2 separate regions of the Homo sapiens genome follow, and region 2 is linked to region 1. A link is a contact called in ENCODE Hi-C or POLR2A ChIA-PET data. All regions are on one chromosome and are shown on one strand. The core of a region is the stretch at or near the end of the contact, and the rest is flanking DNA. Distances in the headings are between cores, read along the strand shown. Region 1 overlaps CREB3L2 (cAMP responsive element binding protein 3 like 2). Region 2 has its middle 23 kb from the start of CREB3L2.

Region 1 (5,311 bases), core at 801-3,300:
CTGCAGGGATCAGGCCCTCTGGTCCTGACAGAGGAGGAGAAGAGGACCCTGATCGCTGAGGGCTATCCCATCCCCACCAAATTGCCCCTGTCAAAATCAGAGGAGAAGGCCCTGAAGAAAATTCGGAGGAAGATCAAGAATAAGGTGAGCTCTTCAAATCTAGGCACTTCTAGAGCAGAGACGAGCAGAATCGAGTCAGCATCCCTTTCCCTGCCTTCCCAACGGCCAGCACTACCCCATCCCATGGTGGAGACCAAGGCCCAGCCCTTCCCTTCCCTAAGCCCTGGGAGGAGCACCCTCACCACGTGCCCCTCTCTTCCTCCAGCCCATCCCATCCCTCTTGAGGCCAGCAGACTCCCAGATCAGTATCTACCTCTTTGGTGCCCACGATGATACATTTACGGGTGGGAGGAAGCTATTAGAATTTCCATCTAGTTTTTTTTTTTTTTTTTTAACTCAGCCTTTTAAATTTTGGGTGTATGATATATACAATAGTTTCCTCTAGTAGACATATATATGTACTCTATGTATCTATATAAAATACAGCATATATATATATTATATATATATAAGATACAAATACATTGCAAGTGCTTGGTTAATTTTTTTTTTTCTTGGTAGGGTTTTGTGATCACAAAACTTCTGCAGTTTGCTGGTCTATATTTGGACTCAGTAGTCTCCTACCCCTGGGCCCCTCAGTGCTGAGCAGGCCTGATGAAAACCAGGGGGATGGCTGAGGCACAGGCCTACCAGGAGGGAGGGGGCAAAGAGGGAAGGAAGACAAGAGCTTAGTGTCACTCTATCCATGTGCGGAACCAGCAGCAAGTTGATGTATGACCAAGCCAGCTGTCTTATTTTATATATGTACTTCAGCCAGCAGAGGTCCAGGAGTTAAACTCATTTATCTGAGACCACACTGATGGTTTGTGAGCCACATGTTCTGGCCTGGCTCTTCACTCAGTGTCCATTGTTTTCTTTTCTTTTCTTTCTTTCTTTTTTTTTTTTTTCATACAGAGTCTCACTCTGTCACCCAGGCTGGAGTGTAGTGGCATGATCTCGGCTCACTGCAACCTCTGCCTCCCAGGTTCAAGTGATTCTCCTACCTCAGCCTCCCAAGCATCTGGAACCACAGACGTGTGCCACCATGCCCGGCTAATTTTTTTGTTTTTTGTTTTTTGTTTTGAGATGGAGTCTCTCTCTGTCACCTAGGCTGGAGTGCAGTGGCACAATGTCAGCTCACTGCAACCTCTGCCTCCCGGACTCAAGCGATTCTCTTGCCTCAGCCTCCCAATTAGCTGGGATTACAAGCATGCACCACCGCGCCCAGCTAATTTTTGTATTTTTAGTAGACGGGGTTTTACCATGTTGCCCAGGCTGGTCTTGAACTCCTGACCTCAGGTGATCTACCCGCCTTGGCCTCCCAAAGTGCTGGGATTACAGGCTAGAGCCACTGCGCCTGCCATTTTTTTGTATTTTTAATGGAGACAGGGTTTCACCATGTTGGCCAGGCTGGTCTCGAACTCCTGACCTCAAGTGATCCGCCCACCTCAGCCTCCCAAAGTGTTGGGATTACAGGTGTAAGCCACTGCTCCTGGCCACTCAGTGTCCATTTTACTGGTGGCCTGGTTTGTAGGAAAGTAGGTGTGAGTTTGGCAGCTAGAAACCCGGGAGGACAGACTAGTCAATGAACCAGCAGCTTAAACAAATGGCAAGCAGCTTGCAGAAGTAAGCAGGGCTTTGGTGACTTCTACGCTAACCACCTCCCATCTTAACTGGTTTACTTACAGAGCTGGAAATTAATCATTCTCCTCCCACTCCTCTCTCTCAGATTTCTGCTCAGGAAAGTAGGAGAAAGAAGAAAGAATACATGGACAGCCTGGAGAAAAAGTAAGCCTGCTGGCAAACTGTTGCGTTCATCGGGCAGTATGCACAGGGAAATATGGGTGTGCGGAGAATCGGGGAGAAGCAGTTCAATTCCTCTTTCTGGCCACCTTGGAAACCCGGTGGTTTATCAGCTGTGGTTTGCCTGCCACCTAGTGGTTATTTGGAGGAGACGTCTATAATAAAGCAAGAAAGAAGTGAAAGTACCTTAGTAGGTGTTTGAATCATACCACTGCCAGCCAAGGACCCCGGAGTCCTCACAGACTTCTTTTCAAACACATACAAATATTAACATTCCTGCACATTCCTGGAACTTCTAGCAGGAGAAGCCCTGTTTTAGCTGAAAGGAGCAGTGCTACTTAATCAGCCCCCATTGGCCACACTCCTTCATGCTCTAGAGAGGGCACATAGGGAAAGAAAGATGTCAGGTTGGCAGCCTTTATTTTCCAGCCACTACAATTCATGTTTTTTTTTTTTTGCAAAAACACTTGAAGGCAATCTTTGTTCTTTTGAAAAGTCTGTAATATCAGGCGGGCTGTTAGAAAAAGATGAATTAAATACAGTTTTGTCTTAGCCCTGGAAGTTAGTTCTTTAGCTAACAAACCAAGATATTTTTAAGATGGGCATGAGGCCCCAGACCCAGAAATGAACTTCATGTGGATCTGGGGAAAGGAGTGGCTGGTGGTTCCTGGCTGTTTCTCAAAGCTACTATTGAAAGTTTAGTGCTTCTATCACCTGACTTAAGTACTGGTAATGCAGCATTAAGTATAGTTGGCTCTCCATATCTGGGGGTTCAGCGTCCTCAGATTCAACCAACCATGGGTCTAAAATATTCAGAAAAAAACTTCAATAGGCTGGGTGTGATGGCTCACTCTTATAATCCCCGTGCTTTGGGAGGCCAAGGTGAGAGGATTGCTTGAGCTCAGGAGTTCAAGACCAGCCTGGGCAACATAGCCAGACCCCCTAAAAAATAAAAAAAAATTAGCCAGGCATGGTGGTGCACATCTGTGGTCCCAGCTACTCAGGAGGCTGAGAGGGGAGAATCACTTGAGCCCAGGAAGTTGAGGCTGCAGTGAGCTGTGATTGTGCCACTGCACTATAGCCTTGATGATAGAGTGAGACTCTGTCTCAAAAAACCAAAGCCAAAACCAAACAACTCAATAAAAAAAAACTACAACAATAAAAAATAATACAACTATAAATACAAGATAACACATATTTACATAGTATTTACATTGTGTTTGGTATTATAAATAACCTAGAGATGATTAACATATACTGGAGGATATGTAAAGGTTATATACAAATACTACACCATTTTTTAATCAGGGACTCGAGCATCTGGAGATTTTGGTATCTGTGGGGAGTTCTGGAACTAATCCCCCCTGAATACCGTGGGAAGACTGTAGTCCCATGCTGTCCCACCATTTTCTATGGGCATCCAGGGTCAAGATGTTCCTATGAAAGTCTCTTTACTGTCTCTTTTGGGCATGCGTGCCCCAGCACCAGGATTCCTAGTCCTGGGCTCTCGTCCTGCCCTTTGCTTAAGTCTCTTCACTTCTTATCAGTCCTGGTAAGAGTGTAGCTGGGAGTATCCAGATTACTGTAGTATAGAGGGAGAAGTATGATGGGCATTGAGAACACTAGGGAGGAGGTGAGAGGAAAGAGGTTGTAACACCCTAAAAGAGGGTCATATTTTGTACTGTCACTATTCATCTTTCATTATTCAGGCACTCATCACTCAGCTCCCTCTTTTTTTTTTTTTTTTTTGGAGACAGAGTCTCGCTCTGTGGCCCAGGCTGGAGTGCTGTGGCATGATCTTGGCTCACTGCAACCTCTGCCTCCCAGGTTCAAGTGACTCTTCTGTCTCAGCCTCCCAAGTAGCTCGGATTACAGGCACACACCACCATGCTCAGCTAATTTTTGCATTTTTAGTAGAGATGGGGTTTCACCATGTTGGCCAGGCTATTCTTGAGCTCCTGACCTCAAGTGATCTGCCTGCCTCAGCCTCCCAAATTACTGGGATTATAGACATGAGCCACTACGCCCGGCCCCAGCTCCTTCTATTTTTCTTTTTTTTTTTTTTTTTTGAGACAGATCTTGCTCTGTCACAAGGCTGGGGTGCAGTGGCGATCTTGGCTCACTGCAACATCTGACTCCTGGGTTCAAGCGATTCTCCTGCCTCAGCCTCCCGAGTAGCTGGGATTACAGGCACGTGCCACCACGCCCAGCTAATTTTTGTATTTTTAGTAGAGACAGGGTTTCACCATGTCGGCCAGGATGGTCTCTATCTCCTGACCTTGTGATCCGCCTGCTTCGGCCTCCCAAAGTGCTGGGATTACAGGCGTGAGCCACCGTGCCCGGCCTATTTTTTTTTTTTTCTTAAGTCTCTTCATCCTTCTTTCAATACTTTCCCACACTTCCATGGGGTGGCAGATCCCCCCAACCCTCCTTTTCCTCATCCCCACCTACCTCCACCCTAGCTCCTAGCTTAGTGTTTGCTCTATGGATAATAATTTTCTTCTTTCTCCCTCCTTTGTAGAGTGGAGTCTTGTTCAACTGAGAACTTGGAGCTTCGGAAGAAGGTAGAGGTTCTAGAGAACACTAATAGGTAAGTGTCACTGGACTGAGAGCTGATTGCGCTACCAATGGAAGATGGGGAAGGAAGAGGATAGAATCCAGAACCAGGGATGGCAGAAAAGTGGAGGAGGTCACAGTGAAAGTGCAGTTGTGCTGAGATGCTCAGCATGGCCAAACTCCACCCACCCACTCCTGCTACACACACACGCATGCACACGTGCTACTCTTGCACATATACAAACACATATGCACACATGCTCTCATGTTCACATCCACAATACACATATGTACACACTCTCATATGCACATACATGTACACATACATGCATATTCTTTACTTTTCCTAAATGATACAGGATTGAAGAAGAAGCTGATCATGACAAGGACTATGACTAGGGGGTTAAAAAAGAGGCTTGGAGGAGAATAAGATCAACAAGCCTGATTCTCCTGAAAATGACATCAAAATTTAGAGGTGACCAAGGAGGCACTGGCCACTTCATTATAATCTAATTTTAGTAGCAAATGATACTTATTAGTTTAAAAAAAGAGAAAATCATTGGTATTTTTTTTTTCTTTTTTTTGAGACGGAGTCTTGCTCTGTCGCCCAGGCTGGAATGCAGTGGCATGATATCGGCTCACTGCAAGCTCTGCCTCCCGGGTTCAAGTGATTCTCCTGCCTCAGCCTCCTGAGCAGCTGGGACTACAGGCACGCGCCACCACGTCCGGCTAATTTTTGTATTTTTTTTTTTTTTAGTAGAGATGGGGTTTCACCATGTTGGCCAGGATGGTCTCAATCTCCTGACCTCATGATCCGCCCCCACCTTGGCCTCCCAAAATGCTGGAATTACAG
Region 2 (5,311 bases), core at 2,000-4,499, 120 kb before region 1:
GTGAGGGGTTGGCATGTTAGCTTAGTGCCATATCTACCAGGTGATCGAGCTGGTGACTGCTGGTGTCTCCATGGGCAGGCATAGTTTGGGTTGTAAATTGACTGTTATCTCTCGAGGCAACCTCCTGGTGGGTGAGATTTCCTTCCTGGAGCTCCTAAGCATATAGTTAGGTGAATTTGCCCTGTAGGGAATGTCTGGTGAAGGGGAGGTAAAAGGCTATTAAAATTTAGAAATCTGCATTTCTAAAGGACTAAGTAAAAAGTGGGGAAAGGAGGAAAAAGAAAAGGAGAGAAAGAAAACAAATAAACTATTTCTTAGGAAAATGGGAGTACTTGGTTACAATTCCCCACTACCAAGTTCCCTTCCATCTCTGTGAAATTGGGGTACTGTATTTATTCTGGCTACTTCCTGCTGAAAGACAGTGTAGTTATTGGGTATTGGTATGGAATTGATCTGTTTGGATTTGGAAATATTCATGAATACCTGGACTTTACAGATGATATTCGTTGGACCATTATGGTGCAAGTTCCGGAAAGTCTCTGGGGAAAGCCCGTCTCGCATTCCCATATGGAGGGTGCAGCAGCAGTAAACTCCACAACAGAGGGATATGCCTATCCTTGAAATCAGGGCGAATGTTACAGCCAGCTTTTGCTACCAGGATGGTACTGACCTGAGTCAGGACAGTAATCACTGGTCTAGTGACAATGTGGAGTCAGACAAAGCTTTGATTTGTTGGTATGTATCTTGCAGGGCTATCTGAGACATTTCCCAAATTTACTGGGATGTATACACAGCAGTTAGTCTTAATTATCATACAGGTTGTCCACTGCCCATCATAACTGGATATAATGACAGGTTGGCTAAATATGTATTTAACAGGTTACAGGAAGAGCTATGAATACTCATGAACATTGTCATAAGCACTGTCTAGTTCTTGAGAATGGATCAGTTTAGTTAAATATCTGTGTCCCATCCAGGAGGTGGCATTGCAGGTGGGCTAGGCCTCTACATGTGATAAAGGCAAACAGATTATTAATAAGAGTCATTTCTATGGAGACAGAAGAAAAACAAAGGTTAACACTGAGCACAATTTATTCAGATGTTAGACTCAAAGCATCTTTAGTTACAGAAGAGGAAGGCTGTGGTAGTCTGACATGTCTTTCTCATCTATATTACAAGGAATAATGTAGTAGTAATTTCATTGATTCCAAGTCAGAAAAATTTTCAAGCAATAATTTGGGACTTGAAGCCTGGATGGAATTCAGGATTCAGTCCAAATTGCAGAAAATAAAAACTCACAAACAAACAGTGAACACAACTAGACTCTAACAACAGGTGTGCTATGTTTTTTTTCTAAAACATATTTTTTTCTCTCTAGTTATTTTTACTAAAGACAAGTCATTGTAGAACCAATTTATTTGCATAATAAATTTCAGTCTTATCATCTGTGGCCTGAATATTTGCATAAAGTATAGCAAGAATTATTACTTGCCACATAGACTCTTTCTAAAATTGACTTTGCTGGTAGTGTTTGATTCCTTTATTCCATAAGGAATCTCAGATTAGATTTTTAAAGACTTGAGCCCAGTCATGGATTTATCTGTACCTGCAAATACTTATATGAGTTGGGGGAATTCCTCTCCTTAAGGCCCCAAGGTAATTTGGGGCTCCTGGACCTGTCAGGTGACATTCTTTACTTACCACAGGTGAGGAACTCTATACAAGGACTGTGTAGACAAGGTATGAGGCCAGTTTTCCCAAGGGGCTTTTATTGGCTCTATAAGTCAACTGTGATTACTTAAAGCAGTCTGTTTATACCTGAAAGTATGCCACTCTAGTCAAAGCCTTGGTAAAATCACCAGGGTCTCCAATGGTGTCTTGTTACAAAAGAAAAAAGATTCTTATTGAACTTGTGCAAACAACTATACTGCCATAAATTAAGTACACTTACAAATAGTTTTCAAATTCTGAGGAAACCAGGTAGACAGAAAGAAATACGCTCTAAATTTTACTCTCAAGAATGTAATTTACCCAGTTGCTAAAAGCTGCAAACAGTACAAAAGACAAAAGGTTTTCTGAACTCTGTGAAACAAAAGAATTAGCAATGTTTCAAACAAAAAGTTGTAAAAAGACTATTTTGGTCTTCCATTAGTTCAGTCTATGTAATTAACTCCTGTCCTGCTTGACATTTATGAACACATTAACTCTCTATGGCAGTCTTGGAAGTTTTTCCCTCTATTCTAATGTCACAATTTTCAAAGTTATCAGAAACTTAAATTCCAGGGCAACTCTCAGAGTCCTATAGCTGATTATAAAACTGCCTATGAAAAGAATCAGAGTGAAATAACAATTGGCAACTGCATACAGAGGGGTTTGAGGCTCCCTTTCCTTTGGGGATTGCCACCTCTCTCCCCTAGCCTAACAAATAACTCTGCTCACCGCCACTCAGGCCTGCAAAATGAACACCAGGCCACCGGGGCCTGAAGAGTACTGGAGCAAGGGGGTTGCTCGTGGCAGGGTCAGGGGAGGGGCTGCCCAGGCCGAGTGAGGGGCTAAAGTCTCAGAACAGCTGTGGTTAAAGTCTGATCACCTTATGGCACAAAACAATTTAACATAACAATTATAATTGTTACTGATAATATATAGACATATCAGAATTATAGGACATATCAGAATTATGGGAATCCTATACAATTTTGGAACACATGCTAATAATATATTTATATGAATATGACCCAAAGAAAGTTTAAACACCATTTTATATTTGGCAATATTTTTTGTATGGTTTTAGTATGCCAAATAAGCCAAATATGTCTCTTTTGGACTTTAGGGTACCTAATATCTAAAAGAGTTAGCCAGATCAAAGAAAAAGCTTAATTTAGAAGTTGACTTTGGAAAGTTTGTCAAATATCAAAGGTTTAAACACTTACTATTACAAAATAGAATCCCAGGTCACTATATGTCATTTATTTAGCCAATGATATCCCTCCTTCTCAGGATGAAGATATATTCCTATCTTATGAAAACATTCAAGTAACACCCTGGACATTTTCATGTTACTCTCTTTTTTAGTACCTGGTGATTGGCTTTGGTTAGATTTTCTATTTTAACCAATGCTTCTTCCTGTTCTTTCATTTTTAGCTTCTCTTTCAGTTTCTCTGCTTTGAACAGTTAGGTACAGTCATTAAATAGCTTTTGGTTCATCTGCATGAAGAGCTTCAGTGTGTTGGATATCAAGCCATGTATTGTCTTGTTCCAATGGGTCTTTGAATTGCAGTACAAGCATGGAAACATGATCAGCAGAATCTTTGCTGCGCTGTTACTGATTAAGCTCATAATGTATTCATTATTCCGGTAATAGAGCGCTTGCTCTGCCACCTGGAAGTGTGAGCTGGAGACACATTTGGCTAGCTGCCAGAAGAGAGGTTCCATGATCTTCCAAATTCCAATGGTTCAATTATATCTAAAATTTCTTCTAATTTGTTTAAGAAAATTACTTCTTTTGGACTGTAAGTCTTTGGCCCATATTTGAGAAGTGCCATCACCATTGATGCAGTGAGGGTGCTATCCTTTTCTAAAAACTGTACTACACAATATGCCAGCTGGGGATGGTAGACTCTCAGAGATTTCACTTTGTGCAAAGGTATAGCACCTTGACTAAGAAAATCTGTGCTCTTCTTTTAGTGGTAAAACAAATCCATTAATCATATTTCCCAATATATCTAGTAACTCTGCTATGTCATCATGATGCTCTGTTTCATAAATAAACCTATAAAATATATTATGTATCTGTTTTCTGATATAAGCTCTCAAGCCCAAGAATTTCCCATAGATTCTGCAAAGGCTGATTTTAGAAAAAGCTCTCTCCCAGGCCAGGCACGTGGCTTACACCTGTAATCTCAGCACTTTGGGAGAGTGAGGTGGGTAGATCACTTGAGGCCAAGTGTTCAAGACCAGCCTGAGCAACATGGTGAAACCCTGTCTCTGTAAAAAAAATACTAAAATTAGCCAGGTGTGGTGGCACGTGCCTGTAGTCCCAGTTACTCAGGAGGCTGAGGTGGGAGAATTGCTTGAACCTGGGAAGCGGAGGTTGCAGTCAGTGAACTATAATTGTGCCACTGCACTCCAGCCTGGGTGAGAGAGCAAAACTCGGTCTCAAAACAAACAAACAAAAAACTAAACAACAACAAAAAACTTCCCTGAGGATCTTCACTGTCAAAGCACTCTAAAAGCTGCAATACAAACTTCTGATCAATATATTTCTTTGCTGTATTAGGTTGGAAATCTGGAAACTCTAAAAATCTTTTTTTTTTTTTTTTTGAGATGGAGTCTCGCTCTGTCACCCAGGCTGGAGTGCAGTGGTGTGATCTCGGCTCACTGCAAGCTCCGCCACCCGGGTTCACGCCGTTCTCCTGCCTCAGCCTCCTGAGTAGCTGGGACTACAGGTGCCCGCCACCACGCCCGGCTAATTTTTTGTATTTTTAGTAGAGACGGGGTTTCACCGTGTTAGCCAGGATGGTCTCAATCTCCTGACCTTGTGATCCACCCGCGTTGGCCTCCCAAAGTGCTGGGATTACAGGTGTGAGCCACCGTGCCCGGCCTCTAAAAATCTGAAGAAAAATTCATAAACGAGCTGTAAATGGGGCCAAGTTGCTTCTAACATTGGTTTGTTTTTCTCTGGGCCAGATTCAGCTCCTGGACGATAGAAGGTGGTAATGTTTGAAACATGTCAACTTCAAACATATGGACTACTTCTGGGTAAACAGGCTCTGTGATCCTATTCCAATGATGGGTGATAAATTCTTCCATTTCACTTAAAGTAGCTCATTGTTCTTCCTTCCACTTTAAGTCATTTCATGGATCAGAAACAAAGTGGAAGAGGACACAACACTGATGTAACTTCCAAATAAAAAGTGTCTCTTGATCAGCAGGAGGAACATCATTTAAAGATGGTAGTGTTTGAAGTTCTTTATTATTGCTTGTGCTAAACCTTGACGAATTTTGCTGTTTGTCTTTCTTGGCTATGGGCTGAGAGATTGGTACATTAATTTTAGCAGATACTGTAGATGGGACAGCAACAAGGCTATTTTTCCTGAAGGAAGTTTGCTCTGATCTTACTGTGTCTTGTCCTTTTAAACTTTTTCCACTTTTCCCTGTTTTTGGTGATTCTTTTTCTTTTTATTCCTGTGCCACCCCCCAACACCCCGCCCCGGCCCCACCCCCACCCCCACCACATCATTGCCTGCTCCTCGCAGCAGCAGCGCCCCCACCTCATCATCATGTCTCCCTGGCCACAACCACCACCACTGCC

What was found. Hi-C counts contacts between places; a loop is a spot of excess contacts on that map. ChIA-PET counts read pairs that join two places held with the same protein, here RNA polymerase II (POLR2A). Pooled maps may share reads with other maps.
Region 2: a pooled map shows a loop between it and region 1 (2.7-fold over the local background). The contact joins two enhancer-like sites. A Hi-C loop is called at or near these places in 8 of 168 maps with a recorded cell type or tissue (GM18951, HL-60/S4, Jurkat and 4 more) and 1 of 50 pooled maps. POLR2A ChIA-PET finds 5 or more read pairs at or near these places in 2 of 52 experiments (A549 and endothelial cell of umbilical vein).

The regions. Positions count from the first base shown.
Region 1 is chr7:137,900,535-137,905,845 of GRCh38, reverse strand. It overlaps CREB3L2 (cAMP responsive element binding protein 3 like 2), which reads left to right. Exons shown (of 12, transcript NM_194071.4): 6 at 1-144; 7 at 1,829-1,887; 8 at 4,424-4,492. Among named protein-coding and RNA genes, the nearest start is that of CREB3L2-AS1, 50 kb to the left of the region's middle. RefSeq lists an enhancer at 1,310-1,810. Within about 2 kb of position 2,050, at least 8 of the 41 ENCODE cell types and tissues checked have a DNase peak (open chromatin) inside an H3K27ac peak, as active enhancers do.
Region 2 is chr7:138,022,114-138,027,424 of GRCh38, reverse strand. It overlaps the pseudogene LOC100128052. Among named protein-coding and RNA genes, the nearest start is that of CREB3L2, 23 kb to the right of the region's middle. Within about 2 kb of position 3,249, at least 3 of the 41 ENCODE cell types and tissues checked have a DNase peak (open chromatin) inside an H3K27ac peak, as active enhancers do.